2 separate regions of the Homo sapiens genome follow, and region 1 is linked to region 2. The links are chromatin loops, found by intact Hi-C in ENCODE. Cell type or tissue: chondrocyte. All regions are shown on one strand. Each heading gives the region's core, and the rest is flanking DNA. Links, peaks and the distances in the headings are about the cores only. Region 1 overlaps FLI1 (Fli-1 proto-oncogene, ETS transcription factor). Region 2 holds the start of LOC107984374 (a long non-coding RNA gene).

What was found. Hi-C counts contacts between places; a loop is a spot of excess contacts. Peaks named below come from ENCODE experiments on the same cell type or tissue, not always from the same donor. Only the 100,000 strongest peaks of a DNase experiment are listed, where the experiment ranks them.
Region 1: a loop joins it to region 2, with 2.7 times the contacts of the local background. A loop is called at or near these places in 2 of 110 quality-filtered maps.

What each region holds. Positions count from the first base shown.
Region 1 is chr11:128,719,425-128,722,338 of GRCh38, reverse strand. The region is part of intron 1 of FLI1 (Fli-1 proto-oncogene, ETS transcription factor); the gene reads right to left. Among named protein-coding and RNA genes, the nearest start is that of SENCR, 25 kb to the right of the region's middle. In chondrocyte, for the core only: no CTCF peak of the experiment used is centred there; a DNase peak (open chromatin) is centred at 1,472.
Region 2 is chr11:128,052,246-128,055,159 of GRCh38, reverse strand. It overlaps LOC107984374 (a long non-coding RNA gene), which reads left to right and starts at 425. Exons shown (of 2, transcript XR_001748082.2): 1 at 425-864. In chondrocyte, for the core only: CTCF peaks have their summits at 1,284 and 1,511; no DNase peak of the experiment used is centred there.

The sequences.
Region 1 (2,914 bases), core at 260-2,759, 670 kb before region 2:
CGAGAAGCATCCCTTGACCTTGTCAGCTTTTCCTCTGCTTTCTCCCCTTCCTCTCCTCCATACCCTGTCAAAATGTTTCAGGTTTTCCATATTCCCAGGACCTTGCTAGGCTCAGCCATATAGTAAATGTCATATAGTCGTGTGTCAAATGTCATATGGTTAAGTCACGTCAGGGGGTAACTTTTACATTTTTACATGAACCTCCTGGACGTTCAAAGGAGTGAACCCATGGCAAGGATTTCAGGCAGACAGAAACGTGATGGAGGTTTCTGCGGGGTGGGTCTTTTGGAGCATCCTACCATACTACCTGGGCTGCCTCCCTCTAAGACCAGCTGCAGACAGACAGGAGAAGCATTCCCACTACTCAAGATGACCAGGGAGCCTCTGACTCTAGCCACTTAGTGGGGCCTTCTTAGGCAGGAAGAGGAGGGAAGCAGATCCCTCAAATTAATACCTGGCCTGAGTCACTGGGCTTGGGATTCAGAGTTTGGAAAGTCACCCAAATGCCTTCATTCCCAAACCTGACCTTCTAGAGAGCCTGGAGCGGGCAAGCTTCAGATTCATTTGTGTCAACATGTTGTTTGGTTAATGTAGCTGAGCATCTAGGCCCATTTTCTTAGAAACAGGAAATCCCAGAGTGCCAAGAGTAAACATCCCAGCCCCCAAAGGTTTGGGTTCATGTAGGAACTCCCTGACCACAAGGGTCTGTGGGTCTGTGTGCTTGAGCCAGGCATGCTCTTGCACCCATAATTGATCTTGTATAAAGAGATGGTCTCTCTACAGCTCAGCAGCTGGACTGTGAGACTGAACCATGCTTGAGGCTGGTTGGGAATAGGCTAAGGACAGGGTCACAATTTCAAACATAAAGCAAAAATGTATTAGGGCCTTTTATAACTTGACAGGCATCTCCCCTGCAATCCCCACCACAGACTCTTCAATTCTAGTTTCTTCTCTTTTTATTCTTTGTTTCTTCTGTGACAGCAGGGACCTCGTCTGTCTTCGCCTCCATTCTTCCATCCCTATATTCTACACCGTGCTGAGAATAGGAGGTGCCAAGTACAGGCTGGCGGAATGAATGAATGATTGAGTGGATGGCACCATGTGAATCAAGGCAGCAGAAGAAGGCATCCCTGAAGGGCTTGACCATTCCAGCTGTCTGTGGTGCATCCTACAGGGGTGAGCTCCACATAGTTACTAGTCTTAAGGGGCTCACAGAGAATTAATTCTCTCTCACGAACTTGCCAGCCCCTAGTTGGCAAGGACAGATTCTCCAGAAGCTTCTCTGGATTAGTTGAGAGAGCTCAGGTTAGCTGGGGCTGGAGGAGAAAACACTGGCTGTGCAGAACTTGACTGGGTGGAGGGGGAAGGGCCGGGGGTGGCCAGAGGCGGCTTCTGTTGCACAGAGGTCCGGCTTGCTCGCCAGACAAAGAGCCCTCAGAAAGCACCTTCCCCACCTCCGCCACACACAGAGAAGGCGCAGAGGGCCTGGCCTCTTTCTTACAAGGAGCCCGGCTGACCCTGTTGCTGTGAGGGGCAGAAAGAGAGGCAGGCAGCTGCTTGGAGACGCGGGAGTCACTGAGCAGGGCCCGCGGAGTCTGACAACGGAAGAAAAGAGGCAACCCTTCTATTATTAGTGGCTGCTTTCCACGTATGTGTAAATCAGACAGCCTATGCAAAAAGAGGCCTCCTGGTAGCAGGAAATTCAGAGTTGTGGGTGTCTTTGTGCTATCAGATCGGGCCCTGGGCTTGCCTGCAATCCGGTCTTGGACGGGCTTCCATCTGGGCTGCATTAAGAGGCACAAGGAGGTGAGCGAAGGCCCGGCTTGGCCTCCCCACCCCCCAGTGTTTCTGGTTTTATGACTCTAGGGGGACTTTGTGACTTTTTAAACATCGTCTTTTCAGCATTTCACGTGGGCTCCTTTTTAGAGCCTATACTGAAGATTTTATGAAAATACAAAAGAGATAAGGCTGCGTCTGTTACAAAATGCCATCCCAGGTCCAGAAGCTGGGCATAACTAAAATAATATATACTATTCCAGAGCCCAGGACTTGACTTCCGTGTTTAGTGGTTTGCTGTACTTCCATCAGAAGTAGTGATATAGTGTAATATTTAATGATACAGGAACATGGCCGTAATTTAATATAAAGAGAATAAAAGGAGGTTACAAAGCAATATGATTCTGGCTAGATAAAATAATACATATATGTCTATATATTTGCATTATAAAGACCGGAAGGAAGGGCACCAAAATATGAATCGGCTGCTTTCTGTATTGTGAGACTATGCGTGCTTTTACATTCTTATTTTGAAATTTTCTATACGTTTTAAATTTTATACAAGGATGAAGTGACACTTCTGCAATCATTATTTTAAAGAACTTAAACGATGCACGTAATGAGTTTTAAAAAAAAGTAAGCCAAGAAACAGAGAAGAAGTAGTAGCACCTGCAGGATGGGCTTACTAACTTAGTCCTGTTTCTCAGCAGCCTTGGGTGGGTTTTCCATGTCCCTTGTCTCCCATGGCCCTGACTCCCTCTCCTCCCTTTTTCCTTGCCCTGCATAGCTCTTGTCCATTTCAGCCGGTGACTCCATGCTGCTGGAGCACCTTGCTTTCTCACAGCACTGACCTGCCCAGCGCCTTGCCCTTGCTTGTCCCAGGAAAGCAAATGAGGCCCCAGAAACATGAGTAGACGGGATGAATGTAATTCAGCTCCCAAAATTTGCAGTAAGTCTCCGTTGCCCTTCAAGTCCACCAGAGATCGTGCCAGTCCTTAGAGCTTAGACTGAATGCAGAGCCCTCGCTGTCTTTGTATAATGCACTCTTTGACAGCTAATTAGGTGGATTTCAGCAACTTCACAATGTCACATCTATCAGAGGCAGGCAGCCTGAGACTCCCAGGGGAACTTATTCAAG
Region 2 (2,914 bases), core at 324-2,823:
CTGTGATCGTACAGTTTGCTGAAATATTTTCATTTCTAGCATATTATTATATTAAGAAAAGAAAGTGCTTTGTGAAATTGTTGAGACCAAGAAAAGCAGCCCTAGAGTGGCCTGGAGGGAAAACATTGGGTCTCTTTATGATATTACTCAAAGGCCTTTTAGATCCTGGAGAGGTGACAAAGTCACCCAGGAGAGTGAAGGATAACACAGTAAAAAGTCTTATGTAAAACTGAGACAGGGCTTTTCCTCTGGAAGAATCTTCAACTTCTGGTGCTAAGTCATCTTCCTATAGCTTCCCTGAAGCAGGAATTAGCATTGTAAACTCTTTCTAGACTGTAGGGTGAGTAAACTAGCCTCACCCAGTGAAGCTCTTGCAGAGACAAGAGCAGATGGCAGACATTCAAGCAGCAAGCCCTGGCTCCATCCACCTGCACCTTATGTGGCAGCAACTCTGGTCAGGGAGCACTCAAGAGGCTGTGGAAAGATGCAAGAGAAATAGGACATGTCCAGTGAATCATCCTGGCACACATATGAATGGTTTTTTAACTGTGAATCTGCTTATTTCCACACAAATAGCATAGGAACTGAGGGAATCAAATGAGAGCCACTGTCGCTCTGACAAAAAGAAAGAGAAAGGAAGAGAGACAGAGGAAGTAAGCGTTTGTTTCATATTTACTTCTTGAATATTCCCTAGTGCAAAGCACATGTATGTGATCCTGCTCTATGCTCATGAAATCCATGCATCATCTCTTATATTAATTTTACAGATGTGGAAACTCAAATAAAGAGAGGTGAAAGAGTCCCCAGGACAACACAAAAAGGTGACAGAGCCACTGAATTTAAATCCATACCCTCTAATTCAAGGTTAGTTCTCTTCTCTATAACTGCTGTTTCCAATAGTTTCATGGAAACCACAAAATATTTTCTAATTTACCCTAAATATTTTAAATATTTTCATGACATTCTTTACTCCAATGTATAGTTACCCTCTTTCCTGAATTCTTAAACTCTCATCACATTTACTTAAGTAGCCTGATATTTAATTTTTTTTTTTCAGTGAGATGGTAAGTCTCCAGGGTGAGAGCTGTGTTCAAGGTGCCCTTTTTTCATTCAAAATATCATGTGCACTTATTGATTCATAATAGGCATTCAATAAAAATTTGCTGAATCAAAAAGAAAAAGAAATCCAGATATTCTGTTTTATTTCCATTGTCCTCCTCCTTCTCATTTTGAGCTGTCTTCATGTTTCAGGCACTACGCTTAGCACAATTCATACCTTATCTCATTTAAACACAATTATTATCTGCTTTTTTTACTTAAGAAAACTGAGACACAAAGACATGGGGCTTATTTTCACAAGGCCACAGAGCTTGAGCGTTCATCAGCCTGATCCCAGAGCCCAACCTCTTAACCATTACAGGATTTTGTCTCAAGACCACCCATCAATGCGGTAATGGGATCTAAAGTTGAACCCAAGAGCTCTGGCTTTTTGGCTGCCAACCTCATCATTAACCCCTCCACCAGGGGAAATCAACCAGCCAAAAAGCTGTGCATTCTCTCCCCAGTATTTCCTTCCACCTAAGCCAGCATGGTATTCCCCAGAGTCACTTCCCACCCTGGCACACAAACCACAAGTAAAAAAACTGGAGCATCAAACACCAACATTAGCAGGATAAATACTCCATCTAATCATCCTACTAAATCATCAGACTGAGTCCCCAGAATTCTAATGCTCTTTCACTCCATTCCCTCTGCCTCTCTTGAGGCTTTAATTTGAGCCTTTCCCTCCCAACTAAAACCAGATATGTAAAGATGGTATTATATTTCTTCACAGCTAATAGCCAGACTATGAAATCATCCAGCAAGCAACTCCCAAGCCATGTGAATCAGTCGTAACACATTTCCTTCATTTTTATAACCCTGGAGATGGAAGAAGGGCCAGGAGGTAGATGAAGGGGAGGGTTATTGCCAGGTATTGTTAACTTTGTCCCTGGGTAATTGAAGTAAGAGCAGTCCAGGTCAGATTAGAAGCAAGATCTTGGAAAAGCTTGGATATAACAGGGACCTGGTAGACCCATATTGGATTGATTATGAAGCAGGAAGTGAAATCTGACATGCCTGACATTTAACACCCTAACCACATCCTGTCTCCTAGATGATGAGAATAAAGATATTGTATATTCAGTGGCACTGACATTTTTATGCCTCTTAACGAAAAGGGAAACAACTTTCTGGGACTGGTTGAAAGGATAAGGAAGCAGAGAACACCTTCACGGCCTTTAAGGAAGATAGGGGATTTGAGTAGGAAGTTGTATAAGGAAGGAAACATCAAGTCCTATATTTTGGGTGAATAAAGCAAACTAAGTTGCATCAGCCTGGGCAAAGAATGTTTTGAGTGAGGAAAATAAATGAAATAGCAATTGAAAACAGAAAAATCCAGTAATGATTTCTTTATTACCTGAAATACTTGAGATTTTTCAATGTTTTCACTCTCAACGTTTTCAACAATTTTCAGAACTAAAGGTATTTTAAAACTTGTATTAACTGTTGAAGGCTACTTGAGGATGCATAGGATTGAAGCACTGGTAGGTGTCTAGCTTAATAGCACATCTCAATAGCACATCTTGTATTTATATAATACAGCTTGAGGATTTCAACAGGTCTCTCAAAATGACCCCCTTCAGCAGCCCAGTCCACCTCCAAGTGCCCTCTTCTAAACAACTGAAAATAAGCAGGAAACAATTTCTTGTTATCGCTGGGAAAGAGATAGTTCTATTTCCCGAGTAATCGGTTTCCATGCATAAACAGCAAGAAAATATTCTTTTTGCCATTCTGAACCTAAATCACTCTTGCTGTAATTTATGATCATTTTCTCATATTCCATATTAAATAAAAGTGGAAAATAGCTCACTAT